Regions from separate parts of the Homo sapiens genome. Here region 2 is linked to region 1. Evidence: read pairs that join two places in POLR2A ChIA-PET (ENCODE). Cell type or tissue: GM12878. All regions are shown on one strand. Links, peaks and the distances in the headings refer to the core of each region. The heading gives the core; the rest is flanking DNA.

Evidence for each region. Peaks named below come from ENCODE experiments on the same cell type or tissue, not always from the same donor. Only the 100,000 strongest peaks of a DNase experiment are listed, where the experiment ranks them.
Region 2: POLR2A ChIA-PET joins it to region 1 with 6 read pairs; 2 of 35 experiments call an interaction of 5 or more read pairs at or near these places.

The regions. Positions count from the first base shown.
Region 1 is chr9:96,133,832-96,141,577 of GRCh38, reverse strand. No RefSeq gene overlaps it. Among named protein-coding and RNA genes, the nearest start is that of HSD17B3-AS1, 110 kb to the left of the region's middle. RefSeq lists an enhancer at 3,917-4,211. In GM12878, for the core only: no CTCF peak of the experiment used is centred there; a DNase peak (open chromatin) is centred at 4,037; H3K4me3 peaks cover 803 bases; H3K27ac peaks cover 1,005 bases.
Region 2 is chr9:95,882,453-95,890,198 of GRCh38, reverse strand. The region is part of intron 2 of ERCC6L2 (ERCC excision repair 6 like 2); the gene reads right to left. Among named protein-coding and RNA genes, the nearest start is that of ERCC6L2-AS1, 10 kb to the right of the region's middle. In GM12878, for the core only: no CTCF peak of the experiment used is centred there; no DNase peak of the experiment used is centred there.

The sequences.
Region 1 (7,746 bases), core at 1,806-5,805:
ATTTTGTATTGTGCCTTCATCTCTCTTCAAAGATGAACACACATCTATTGGCTCCTTAGCCCACCCATCGATCCGCAGCAGAAAGGAGCCTGTGACTGCTGCTAAGCAATCTCCCACAACCCACCAAATGAGTGACAGGGCCCAAATCAAACAGAGCGCCTGTCTGACTCGGATTCAGCGTAGTGAGAAATGAGAAGGGAAGGGAATTTTCTCTATGTGGCTCCGTCTCTAGTGATGTCACTAAGCAAAAAAAAAAAAAAAAAAGAGGGATGGTGGGAAACTGCGACGGAAGAAAAACTTGGAAGCCTGATCTGGACACACAGGAGATGCTTATCGGGGCTTCTTTTGTGGGAAAAGCGTTCCCTTGCATCTCCGCTTGTCTCCCCAGATCACACATGGGTGCTGTGCTGCCATCTCAGAATCGGGGGGAGGAAGCGTCAGGCCTTGCATGAAATACTTTCATTCATTTCTTATGACAACTTATTACCCTGCTCCTCAGCCTGAGCATGAAGGGGGTCCAGTTCTACCTCCGAGGGAGATCGGGCCAGGCTCTGTCCTGGCCGGCTCTGGTCTAGTGTGCTCCAGCTGCTGGTGCCTCCCCTGGCCGCAGCCCAAGCCTCCCTGTTCCGGGCAAGGCCCCCGGCTTTCAGGACGCCACTTCGACAGCACTGCAGGAGGAGGCCAAGGTGGAGACGGTCGACACTAAATCCTTCTTTATGTTTGCCCCGAGTTTTGGGGGAAATATTTATCACTGAAGCGTTAAAAAGTGGGCTCCTCTGTGTCATGCATGTCACGGGCTCTGTTCTGCAGCGCCCCTCAGGGGCCCGTGAGCCTCCTCCTGGAGACATCCGCTGCAGGCGCTGGGTGGCTGGTGATTTCCATCCCACCAGCAATCTAAAACCTGTAAACACTGACGGCAGTCGGCCCAGGGGTGTGAGAAACTCGCAAATGAACAACAAATGCAGGGAGAGAAAGGCCAGACCAAATGGACTGATGTTTTTCACAACCACGGAGGGGTTTAATCCCTGTCCCAAACCATATGGCACACTCCACACCAGCCGGCGAGGGCGGGGGTGACTTGGCGGCGGACCGTGGAAGCAGAAAGGCAAGGCATTTTGTTTCCTTGTGTGCGCTTTTTTTCCCTTTAAATATTTACTTTTTGTGTTTTGCCAGGATGCATTTTCCATCCCATATGCACAACAGGCTGCCTTTGCAAATGGGGGCCTGGCTCGGGGACCTGTAATAGGATACTGATTCTTTCACGTCGTCGGGGGCTGCTCTTCCCACCTCCCAGGGTGATGGCGAGCAAAACCCGCTGCAGATTTAGTGTGTAGGTCTGGTGACTCCAGAGAAAGGGTAGGTGGTCTTGATCCCTGTCTGTCTTTTCCTCAAGTGCCCCGTTGGCAGGACCCCAGACCCGCATCCACCGGGTTAAGTGAGCCCCTGGTGGGAAACGCTGACCTTGCCAGGAGGTAGAAGTCCCACCCGCCTTGTTGGGCCTGAGGCTGTGGGTGGGCGGGGAAATAGCCAACCACGCAGGAGAGGGGAGTCTCTGGCTTGGAGGCAGCTGATGGGGCATCCTTCACAAACTTTCCACCCACAGGAGAGGCAGACCGGGAACAAAAGTGGCAAGAGGGGTGGGCGGGCCAAGGGAGAGCAGCTGGAAGAGGGGATGGGGTGCTGGCAAATTCCCAAGGGAAACAGAAATGTACCATACCAACATAAATAAATTAGTCCCGGGCCGCGAGCCATGTTTGAACCAGAATAATGTAAGCAATCAAATGCTTACTGTCTCTGATTCACTCAGCCTTCCAAACACATTACTTAACAGAAAATGGAAGGGTTTGTCATAAAGATGTGTAGTAGTTGCACAATGCTGGCCACGTGGTTAGGGGTGGGCTTGGAGCTGGCAAATACAGATGTCCTCAACTAAAAATACACAGCCCTGGCATTTTAAAAATGGTTATGAGAGATGAGGGCTGGAAGAAACATCCTGGTATTCTCAGGACGTCTCTGAAGGGTCCCATTTGTTCCACATGCAGCCAGAGGGGAAGCAAACTTTCAGAGGTGCCAGGCAGAGGACACACTTGTCACCATGGGGAGACACTGATATTATTGTCCTTATTTTCTAGGGCAGGGTTGCTTTTTTTTTTTTTTTTCTGAGGCAGGGTCTTGCTCTGTCAACCAGGCTGCCGTGCAGCGGGGTGATAATGGCTCACTGCAGCCTCAACCACCTGGGCTCAAGTGATCCTCCCACCTCAGCCTTCCCAGTAGCTGGGACTACAGGAAGGGGCCGCCATGCAGGGCTAATTTTTTGTACTTTTTATATACACAGGTTTCCTCATCTTGCCCAGGCTGATCTTGAGCTCCTGGGCTCAAGCAATCTGCCTGCCTGGGCCTCCCAAAGTGCTGGGATTACAGGCGTGAGACGCCGTGCCCAAGGATTTCTTAAACTGTAGTGTGCATGGGTATATAAGAACAGGTTTGTGAATCTGAATCCCAGAGATTCTGATTCAGTAGTCTGGGTGGGACCTGAACATTTAAGTTTTTTATAAGCTCCCAGGCAATGCTGGTGCTCCCGGCCCATGAACCACGTTTCAAATTGTACTGTCCTCAATGAGTGACACTCATGACACTTGTCACGTTATTCAACCTGGGTAGCTGGATCCTCTGTGCCAGCTTCCCTGCCAATACATAATGTTTCTTGTGTTCTGATGGCTAGCAATGGTGCTAAGGTCAGCTGAGCCTGGACTTGTCCTCAGAATCCTTCCTGACACAGTCCTCTTGGCAGCCACCACCATCAGCCAGAGCTGGCATTCAGATGAAAACTACTTGTCTACTTTGAGTGGGTGTAATGGGAACTGGTCTAGCAGTTAGAGAAGGCCTTTAACTAGTGTGGGGACATAGGATGAGGTTTTTAACCTTGCTGTATTAGTTCCCTCACCTGTAATGAGAGGGCTGGATTGCACGCACAGTTCTCAACTGGGATAATCCTGAGAGTCATATTGTATTAGTCAATATGTTAGCTCAGGCTGCCATAACAGGGTGGCTTAAACAACAGGAATTTACTTCCCACAATTCTGGGGGCTGGAAGTCCAAGATCAAGGTGCTGGCTGATTTGGTACCTGGTGAGGGCCTGCCCCCTGGCTTGCACATGACTGTCTTCTCACTATGTGGGTTCTGGAGGCTGGAAGTCTGAGATCAAGGTGTCAGCAGGTTTGAATTCTCCCGAGGCCCATCTCCTTGGCTTGCAGACAGCCGCCTTCTGGCTCTGTGCTCACGTGGTCATCTCTGTGTTGCCTGTGTCTGGTGTCTTTACTTATAAGGGCACTAATCCCATCATGAGAGCCCCACCCTCATGCCCCCTTCTAAACCTAATTACCACCCAAAGGCCTCACCTCCCAATACCATCACACTAGGGGGAGATTTGAACATATGAATGGGGGAGACAGGCACACAATTCAGTTCATAACACCTATGAACAGCTTGCTCTAAAGCACAGCTTCCTGTGTCCCTGCTCTAGAGATTCTGATCCAGGTCCTTTGGGTGGGATCTGGGAATTTCTATTTTCCTCTGGTGCCCCACATGATTCTCAGCCTCAGGCAGGCTGGAGAGGCTCTGGGTGAGTTGATGGCTGAGTTCCTCAGTTCCTGAGCAGTGAGTAAGCTGTGGGATCCTCCAGACCCCCAACAGTGGCTTGTCACATCTCTGCATGAGCACTTAGCCCACACCTCTCTGTAACACTTGGCAGAGTGTGGGAAGGAGGGACTGCAACTTATCCCTATGCAGATCTGTAACCCAGCACTGGGTGACCGTGCTGGAGCAAGGCACACAGTAGGCACATCATTAATGTGTACCGAGGGCCTCGCCTAGGACCCCTTCTAACTTCAAAACTCTTTAAAATGTGTAAATCTTGTTCAACGAGCTCTCAAAGGGGTTTCTGATGTTATTTAGGGAAAGGCAGTGCGGCCGCTTTTGTTTTTACTGTCCGGGAGGCTTAAACAACAGCAAGCACATTTACATTGCCCTCGTCTCCCTGAGCAGCAGAAAGTGAAACAACTTGAGCTGTGACTAGAAAATGAATATAAACAAGCACAAAGAACAGCCCCGCCTCTGCCAGCCCTCTGGCCAGCCGCTGCTTTCTACCATTCCTGGTGACTGCAAAGCACTGGTAAGAGCAAGTGATAACTGAGGCTTCTTAGGACAATATAATGCAAGAGAAACACTTTTCCACATTCCTTTAATTCTCTTATTCCCACGAAGAATAATCAAGTGAGGAAAGAGAAGACAATGTGGAAAGAGTTTTCTTTATTAAAAGCAGGGCTAAGAGGAAGAAATGCAAAGTAGGTGAACTGATGTATAGCAAATATAAACCCTTCTGAAAAAATCAGAATGTGATGTCACTACTCACCTATTAGGGAAGCTAACATTTGAAAAAGGTGGCAGTATCAGCTACTGGTGATGATGTAGAGAAAGTGGATCTCTCTCATGTTGCTGGTGGGAGTGTAAAATAGGATAAGCATTCTGGAAAATTGTTTTGCAGTTTCTTGTAAAACTAAACATGCCATATGGCCCAATGACTGCACTCCTGGGCATTTATCCCAGAGAAATTAAAATTTATGTCCACAGAAACTCAGGTATAGGAATGTTTAAATTAGCTTTATTTGTAACAACCCCAAATGGTAAGCAACCCAAATGTCGTTTAGTGAATGAATGGTTAAACAAACTGTGGAATATCCTCACCATGGACTACTTCTCAGCAAGAAGAAAGCAGCATCAATGCACACAGCAACTGGGATGGATCTCTCAGGAATCACGCTGAGTGCAAAAGACAACCTCAAAAATTTCATACTGCATGATTTTATTTATTTATTTTTTTCAGACAGTTTCACTCTGTCGCTCAGGCTGGAGTGCAGTGGTGCAATCTTGGCTCACTGCAACATCGGCCCCCTGGGTTCAAGCAATTCTTGTGCCTCACCCTCCTGAGTAGCTGGGATTACAGGCATGAGCCACCACGCCCAGCTAATTTTTGTATTTTTAGTAGAAAAGGGGTTTCGCCATGTTGGCCAGGCTGGTCTCAAACTCCTGACCTCAAATGATCTGCCTGTCTCGGCCTCCTAAAGTGCTGGGATTACAGGCATGAGCCACCATGCCTGGCCTGCAGGATTTGATTTTATATAGAGACAGGATCTTGTCTGTTGCCCAGGCTGGAGTGCGGTGGCACAATCGTGCCTCACTTGCCTCACTGCAGCTTCAAACTATGGGCTCAAGGGATCCTCTTGCCTCAGCTTCCTGAATAGCTGAGACTCTATTTTTATTTTATACTAAATAAAAATATATTTTTATAGAGATGGGGTCTGTCTGTGTTGCCCAGTCTGGTCTCAGACTCCTGAGCTCAAGCGATCCTCCCACTTCAGCCTTCCAAGTAGCTGAGATTACAGATGCAGGCCACTGCACCTGGCAATAATTTTACAATGACAAAACCACAGAGATGAAGAACAAGTTGTGGTTTCCAAGGGTTAAGGTGGTGGTAGGAAAATGGGGAGAGACAAGTGTGGCTATAAAGAGGCAGCATAAGGATCTTTGTGATGGTGATTCTGCAATTTTGGGTCTGGGTATATACTCCAGAAAATCGAAAGCAGGAACTCCAATGGATATTTGTACACCCATAGCAGCATTATTCACAATAACCAAAAAGGGAAACAACCTAAATGTCCATCAGTGGATGACTAGATGAGCAAAATGTAGCATGTGCACACAATGAAACTTCATTCAACCTTAAAACAGAATGAAATTCTGACACACGCTGCAGCATAGATGACCCTGGAAGACATGCTAAGGAGACAGGCTGGACATGAAAGCTTCAATATTTCATGATTCTGCTACCTGAGGTCCCTAGAATAGTCAAATTCGCAGCAGCCGAAAGTCGAGCAGTGATGAGCAGGGCCTGGGGACGGGGGAACCGGGAGCTTGTGTCAAATGGGGACACAGTTTCAGTTTGAGGTGATAAAAAATCCTAGAGATGACTGGTGGTCATGGTTGCACAAAAAGATGTGAATGAGGTTAATATCACTAAACTGTGCACTTAAAAATTGTTGAAATGGTAAATTTATGTTATGGATATTTTACCACAATTAAAAACAAAGCATTACTAGAGGTAAATAGGGTCACACACACAAAAAAGGCAAACGTTGTCAAATACTTCCTCTCACTCACTATATTTTTTCTTTTGGCTCCAAAGATGAGTCAGTTTTACCACACATTTAAGTAAAATAATAACAGAAGGATGAATGGAAAACTGAAATAGTGCCAAGCAATGATTAGAAAAGTTAAACTTTCAGCCTGGTATTTGCAGCTCTGTGCATTTCAACCTAAAGTCACAATTCCTGTTGTATTTACTTCTCTGGCTTCATGGAACTCAGTCTGATGAGGCTACTGTGGTGTTCTGAATGCACCTTATTCTTTCCCGACTCACACCGTTTGTTCTCCCTCGAATGACCTCTGTTCTCTTTTTCTTCTCCACCTGTCCAAATAGTACCGTCCTCCAGATTCAGCTCAAATTCCACCTTCCCCAAGACAGTAATTCGGTGATTTCTCTCCCTCCTCTACTCACCAGTTTTACTTCTTGTCCAGATCCGTGTTTCGGAATAGGCATTTTTTTTTGGTTAGATTTACAAATGCAGGTTTTGTATTCCTCCAATTAGTGTGTAATATCCTCAAGGCACAAAACAAGTCATCAATCTCTTTGTAGCCACCAAATAAGTCAGTGCTGTGAATTTCAGAGTGGGTACCTGGTAAACTTCTAGAACCGATTAAACAGAAGTTTTCATCCATTTCCCTATTCAATTCTGAAACATTTGGGAAAAAAAATATAAATGAAAGAACTTAGTGAAGACCTGGTCTATGAAGGATGGAGATACCTTAAAAATTCATGTTTATAGGCCGGACGCGGTGGCTCACGCCTGTAATCCCAGCACTTTGGGAGGCCGAGGCGGGCGGATCACGAGGTCAGGAGATCAAGACCATCCTGGCTAACACGGTGAAACCCCGTCTCTATTAAAAATACATAAAAATTAGCGGGGTGTGGTGGCGGGTGCCTGTAGTCCCAGCTACTCAGGAGGCCGAGGCAGGAGAATGGCGTAAACCTGGGAGGCAGAGCTTGCAGTGAGCCGAGATTGCGCCACTGCACTCCGCGAGACTCCGTCTCGAAAAAAAAAAATCATGTTTATAGGAACTTTCTGATTTTTGAGAGTAGTGAGGAAGTACTGGGATAAGAGATTTATGCTTTATAAAATCACAGATGGCTAGAACTGCAGGGAACCTTAGTCATTATCAACTGCAATGTCTATATCTCACAGAACAGGAAACAAATGCCCAGAAAGTCAGACACTGACCAAGAAACACACAAATGGTGCAGAGCTGGGTCTAGAACCCATGTCTTCTTCTAAGTTCCCACTTTTTTTTTCACTAACCACTGCTGCCTGATGGAATTATTTTGTTTATGTATGGGATATATGGTACATAGAAATGAGAAATGTCCATTATAATTTTCCACCTATGATGAAGCACATTAAATTAATGGTAAAAATAACCTTGAATGTTGAAATTAGTAGGTCTGTGGATGTAAACATGTTGTGCTGGCTGAGCTGAGATGAAGATGACCATTTGTGGTGTGGAAATGAAGACCACCCAAAGAGAACAAGCAAAGGCTATTTATTCAGAGCTTGCCATTGCTTGTATTTGGCA
Region 2 (7,746 bases), core at 1,245-5,244, 250 kb after region 1:
AGATGCTGGAATAGTCTAGGTGAAAGGCTATTTCTAGATGCTGGAATAGTCTAGATGAAAGGCTATTTCTATCATTCAGTAGTATGAAATCAAGCTGATTTGGGGTGACAGGGAAGAGGTAGTTAGGAGATGTGTTGAAGGAGCATGGTTGAGAAAAAAGTGGACAAATGAACAGAAAATAAACAGTTACTAAAGAATCCAGTGAGAGATTAATGTGCGCAAACTGGCTGATGTAGAACATAAATTAAAAGAAAGAGAACGGATACTCCACAAATAACTGAGTTTAGGCATTGGACAATTTAAATATTGTTAACACCACCTAAGTAAAAGATCTTTGATGCATGTTCACAATTTTCATTTTATAAATATTTTTAAAGTTATGTTTTCTATTTAAAAATACATCACCTAATATTAGAATTTACTGAATTCCTTGATGGTGTAAATAAGCATAACATTTTGGGTTCTAACTACCTTTTGGAATATAACTTTACACTGATCACAGAAAATTTATAATTAAAAGTATAGGTAATTGGCATATTGACTGGAAAGGGGCATGAAAAAACTTTTTAGGGTAATGGAATTGTCCTATATTTTGATTAGTATATTAGTTACACAGACATAGACATTTGTCAAAGCTCATTAAGTAGTATACCTGAGATCTGTGCATTTTACAGTTTAAGTGTACCTTAATTAAAGAATTAAAGATACACACATGCACACACACACACACATATATTGACAGATATACTCTTTTTAATTTTAGGCAACTGGTCCTCAAAGGCTACTGAAAAGACAAGAGAGATACCTATTAGATACCATAACAATTTAAATGAGGTAATATAAGATCAAATCCACTGATTTGCTCTTAACTCACCTACAGATTGTTTCATTATAGGAAAATTATATTCCTAATTGTGCAAATTCATAATTCAATTTGCTCATCTATCCAAGGTGATATACGATCTTAATTCTAACTTCATTTGTCAAATTCTCTAAAACAAAGATATGTGAAATGTTCCTTGTGTTTAAGAATCTCAGATCTTTGGAAGATATTTCATATGTGGCAGCTAAATTTATAAACTCTAAGTATAGATTAGCTTTATTTAATTCACTAAATCCACTAATGATTTTTAAAAATCTTTGTATCTCATTTAAATCATCTACACTACCTCTTAACACTACTTATCCACCCACCCCCGAAAAACTTAAGTTGAAATAGTAATAAACTTTAGTTGAGAATACAAACTGGAGAAGCTAGCTAAAACCACTAACAAACTCTTAGCTATATATTAATTATATTAATTAAAATATACTAATAGGTATTGTGGTAATGCTAGCAGCAAAGTGTCAATACACAAAAGACAGTTAGGGAAGGGAGAATGTGAAGAACAGCACAGGTGGATTTTATGGACCAGGACTATAAATGGCACTCATCACTTCTACCCTTATTTCTGCTGGCGGAACCCAGTCACAAGCTCCACTGACATGCAAGGAGATTTGGGAAATGCAGTCTCTGTCAGCTAGCCCAAACTCTAAGAAGGCAAAGGAAATATGTATTTTGGGTGGAGATCTAGCCATCTTACCACACTATGGTGGTCCAGTAGAGGTCTATCAAAATATTAATTCACAGAAGACTAAAGACACATTTACAATGAAGGTTTACAAAACTTATCTGCAAAGAAAAAGCCAGAACATGTTTTATTGTGGAATAGTTCTAAAATTGCTTATAGATGAAAAGAACAAAAACAAATATTTAAATCAGTCACCTCTAGAATAGTGAAAGGCCAAAAACTGCATTTCAGAAATGAAATATCACTCTGGGAAAGCTTTCTGTTTTTACATGTATTCCTTTCTAAACTCTGTCAAGCCAACAGTTTTATAAGTCATCTTTCCTCACAGAGTCAGCTCATGACATACTGAGTAAATCTGAGGCTGGGAAAAAGGGCATAAACCTTCCCTTAGACCAGAAGAGGAAGGCATAGCAAAAATTGTCTATTTCTTACAGAACAAAAAGAAAAAAATGTTTACTACCTTATTTTTCAACTTCCTGGGAGATACAAAGGTACAGAGAGAGTGGTTCAGAACCACACTTCAAAAGTATTTTTGCTCGCTTTGAAAAAAAAAAAAAAACCACAAAGTGCTGTTTTGAAATGGGGTCTAGCTCACTTATCTTTACAAAGCTCTCCCCTAAAATCAGAACTACATGCCAAAAGAAGAAATACAATTTTATCTGTGAAATACTAGTACATTTTTGTTTCTGCTTAAAAGGGCTCAGGGATCTGGGGGCTAATTAACCTTCCACACTGGATATTATAGCATTTTCTCAATGAATGAAAATAAAGACAATATTATTTTTCTCTTTATTACTATATTCCTGAGTGAATAACATGACTTGAGATCCCAAGAACCTTCATATTTTAGTATGTTTTGAATCTACTGAAGATCTTATTATCCAAAAAAGGTACTGAAAATAACCTAAGAAACCTTTAATTATCAGCAATCCCATTTCTCTCAAGAGTGAGGTTTACTATACATCTTTTTAATAAGACAGCCTTCAGTAATGACATTTTCAATAATGTAATATCTAATAATATAGAAACAAAAATTCAAAGAATGTCTTCATGCTTTGCAAAATTCTATCTCTGCTACTCAAAAAGTACTATTATCTTCTTTGCATAGCAGATGAGAAAATAAAATAATATGGTAAGACATATTACTGCATCTGCTTAATAGTAGTCCTTAAGATTTTGGTGTCTGTAAAAGCTAATTACCACACTACCATTAAAAACTAAATTATTTTGATTCAATGAATTTGAGCTCTTCTCTTGTGATAAACCTTTCAAATACTATATTAGAGCTATGCCTTCAGTAAAAAATAAAATTCATTAAAACTCAATTCAAAACTCAAAGTTTGGTGGGTTTCCAAAAGCAAAGTATGAAAACACCAATTTCCCTGTGGAGTCTTCTTTGACACCCCCAGGCAGGCTTGTTTCTCCCCCCCAACCCACTTACCAGACTAGATGACTCTTGGCCTCATTTCCTTTTATTACTCTTTTGTGAACTCTGTAAGGCAGGTGTATTAGGGTTCTCTAGAGGGACAGAACTAATGGAATAGAGATATATGAGGAGTTTATTAAGTACTATCTCACACGATCACGAAGTGCCACAATAGCATGTCTGCAGGCTGAAGAGCAAGGAGAGCCAGTCCAAGTTCCAAAACTGAAGAACTTGAGTCCGACGTTCAAGGACAGGAAGCATCCAGCATGGGAGAAAGATGCAGGCTGGGAGGCTAGGCCAGTCTCTCTCTTCACATTTTTCTGCCTGCTTACTTCTAGCCACGCTGGCAGCTGATAAGACTGTGCCTGCCAGATTAAGGATGGGTCTGTCTTTCCCAGCCCACTGACTCAAATATTAATCTCTTTTGGCATCACCCTCACAGACACAACCTAGATCAATACTTTGTATCCTTCAATCCAATCAAGTTGACACTCACTAGTAACCATCACAGTAGGTATTATATGCATTTATATTCATATTGGCTCTTCAGTGCCAATCACAGTGCCTGGCCCAGAGTGAGTACTTATCAAATGTCAACCAATTGAACAAATGGTTAAAAGTTGAGTAAAAGGCTTTTAATTAACTGTATTATTAAGTCAAAAGAAGGCAGTAGATGATAGAAGAGGAAAAAAATAACAGTTCTAGAATAGAAATGAAAATTATTACTTCTGTGCCTGACCCTAGATAGGGAAGTCATTCCTGTGCCTGTTTTACGTACTAAGTTAAAAAGCTGAACAAAATTATCTCTAATATCATTTCCATTTCTAAATGTATTTTTTTTTTAAATGAAATGATCATCATCCTATGTATACATATTAACACAGAGGCCAGGCACAGTAGTTCCTGCCTGTAATCCCAGCACTTTGAGAGGTCAAGGCAGGCAGATCACTTGAGCTCAGGAGTTCAAGACCAGCCTGGGCAACTCGGGAAAACCCCATCTCTACCAAAAATACAAAAAATTAGCTGGGCGTGGTGGTGAGCAACTATGGTCCCAGCTACTTGGGAGGCTGAGGTGGGAAGATCGCTTGGGCCCCGGAGGTGGACTTTGCAGTGAGCCGAGATCTCGCTACTGCACTCCACCCTGAATGCCAGAGTGAGACCCCCATCTCAAAAAAACAAAAAGAGAACAACAACAAAAAAGATTCACGTAGACCAAACATCCCTTAACCAATGTTCACTGAACTCACCAGATTAATCAAAGTTTTCTAACCCTCTGAAAAACACACCGTCTGAGCAAAGGCTCTGAAACTTTAGTGGGCCTTGGAATTACCTGAAGCATCTGTTAAAACACAGATTGCCATCCTCTCCTACTCCCACCGAGTTCACAATTCAGTATGTCTGCAGTGAGACCCCGGAATTTACAATCCTAACAAGTTCCCAGGTGACACTAATGCTGCTGACCCAAATATCCACTTTAGAGAACCACTACTCCATGGTAAGCACCCACTCACCTCTTTTCCTATCACTGAGTTGTCTGATTACCAAAGGTCAGGTTCCCAAACCTGTATACTCCAGTGAAATTGTTTATTGTACTTAAACTAGCTAATTATCACGTAAATGTACAAAAGGGATTCATTTTCAAGTTACCTGTTGAATTAGATGTGAAAATTCTGTGAAATATTGGGAGATAGTCATAAAAATCTTGGATTTTGTATTAAAATTTCCTCAAGTATCTTTAATTTTTCAGTCCCACTAAAACCAAAAATAGTAGGTGATGAACTGCATGGTGTTGAACATATCAAGGGCACAATGGACATGAGGAAATCTAGGAGTGATAGACATGTTCATCGTCTTGGCTGTGATGATCTTTTCTTGGATATGTGTATGTGGGATAAAATGTATTAATGTCTGCTATTTTAAAATGCAACAAAAGATGGATGGATATTACAAAACCATGTATAATGAAATATTAACAGAATCTAAGTGGTGAGAATATGGCTTTTCATTGTACCATTCTTTTAACTCTTCTATGTTTTAGAAAAATGTCAGAAGGTATCGGGAAAAATTAGTTCATAATCTTTGACAAAAAAAAATCTGCAACCTGCTTATAAGATAGTAGTTATTATGTGACTCCATTTTTTGCATATGTATGTTTGTGTGTGTGTTTACAGAAGTACATGTATATGTGGGCATATCATTATGTATGTTGCATATTTATCTGTGCCCTCTTCACCAGATCTGTCCTTCCAATTCACCTTAAAAATACTCAAGTCTTTCCTACCCCCAAACAATACAAAACAAACAAAAAAGAAACCCCCTCAAATTCTCGTCTCTCTCTTCACCTACTACTAGGTCACTTTTATTCCCTTTCGAAGCCATATTTCTTAAAGAGGTAAATATACGTTCTTTCTATGTCCACGTCTTCACCTACTCCATTATGGCTTGTGTCTGAAAGCTCCAGCAAAATGGCTCTTGCTCAGCATACCAATGATTTCTATGTCACTAGAACAAATGGACATTTTTCAATTCTCATCCCCTGTAGAGTGTAAAATATTAAATTCACCTACTTTTAAATTTGAAATGAGGGAAGGAAACTTTATTTGGTATGTAAAACAAGCTTTAAAAAGACTTCAGTTTCATATCATGGCCAAATTAGAATATAAAAAGGGGGAAACTAAAGGGATGAAATCAAGAAACAGGAAAAAAAAAAAAGAAGAAAAGAAGATAAAACTATAGCTCAAACAGTAAATGTCAATGGTCTATTTTCATTATCAATTAATTTTACTACATTCTGAAATTTTAGTTAACACAGTAATCATTCACATTTCTTCAACTGGCTTAGTCATATCTATAGAAGCTTTATCTATCTATAGAAGCTCTACCTTAAATGGGTCTTTCAAACCACCTATCTATGTAGAAATTATTCCCTGAGTTACAACAACAGTAACCAGAGAACTAGGTCCCCAAGCATCAGACAAATCCATCTGAGTATCAAAATTAGTGCAGAAACCATTTCCTAATCTTCAGACGGTACTCCCTCAAAGACTTGCACAGCACACTAACAGCATGTACCAGAACATCTCCAAGTCCTTCAATGATTACAGTGTATCAGGAATAGAAAATTCTGCAGTAAAATCAGCTCCTTTAAAAATAATCCTATGAACTGTAAAATAAAGTAAATTTCTTTGTAACATGGGCCTCAGAGATGAAAGACAGCCTTCAAATTTGAGACTAAAATGTGCGCAAGAATTTGAATTCGAATTGTATTTAAGCTGCAGGATGGTGGTTCCCAAACAGATCACTTTTTGTATGTAGTACCCTCATGTTTCTTCTTTTTTTGTATGTGAGACAGAGTCTCACTCTGTTGCCAGACTGGAGTGCAGTGGCACAATCTCGACTTACTGCAACCTCTGCCTCCCAGGTTCAAGAGATTCTCCTGCCTTGGCTTCCCAAGTAGCTGGGACTACAGGCGTGGGCCACCATGCCCAGCTAATTTTTGTATTTTTGTAGAGATGGGGTTTCACCATGTTGGCCAGGATGGTCTTGATCTCTTGACCTCGTGATCCGCCCGCCTTGGCCTCCCAAAGTGCTGGGATTACAGGTGTGAACCACCAAACCCAGCCTCATGTTTATTTTGAAGTTGAACATGCACTGGCTAATCAAAGAATTGTGGTAACAAACATTCTACCACAGGCAAAAACAGTAGAAGTATATGCGAAAACAGTTACAGCAGGGCTTTAATTAATTTATTAATTTTCCTCTAGTACTCATCTGTAATCTTGGTCACAGATGGCGTTACTGAAACACCACGGGTTCGGTCTAAGACCTGCTGCTCACCATACAGCCAGCCAATCACTGAGACAACACGTATTGCCAAGGAAAAATGCTTTAATCAGGCACTGTAGCCAAGGATCAGTCTCAAATCCATCTCCCTGATTAAAATTAGGAGTTTTTACAGCAGAGAAGAAATGTAACAATGTATGGGAAAACAGGAAGTTGGGAGGGCTAAGGAAGTAATCTGATGAATGAGAGGCCTGGTGTCTCACTGTCTGAATTCTACGATCTGGTGAGTTTCAGTTCTTTGATACTTTTTGAGAGGCCTGGGGGTCCTTTCCTGAGGAAGGAACTCAGATAAAACAAATACAAGTTTAAAGCTTTAGGACCAGAAGGGTCAATTTCTATGTTTATCCAAAAACAAGCAAACAAACAAACAAAACTGTCTGTGGGACTGTTGGGTCAGTTTCAGAGGTAATTTCTTGAAGGCTCCTTTCTTTATTCTTGCTGTCTATCCTCCACCTACAGGCCGGCATGCTAAATGATAGTTTGTGGAATAAACGAAGAAGGTAAATTCATTTATTCCACAAACAATCATTTAGCACGTCCAGTGTGCATGTCTAAACTATCTGCACTGCCTAGGCTTGAAGGAACATAGAGTATGGTTAATGGTAATATGATTATTAAAAGACTTTATTTTAGCCTAGTTTTTCACACCAGACCTTTACACACAGTAGCATTATTTGGCTATTTTTTTTTTCTTTTCTTTTTCCTTATTCCATCATTGGTGTCTGAAATTTGGCTATTTATAAATGTTAAATTTAGTTTTCCACTTAAACCTTTGAGTTCCAATAACTAATGGAGGTAATATGAAGAAGAAAATAAGTTAAACTCAATTATAAGAAAGGAAGCAGAATAACTTAATCACAAACTAGGCACACACTCCTGAAAATCTAAAGTGATCGTTTAGTATAA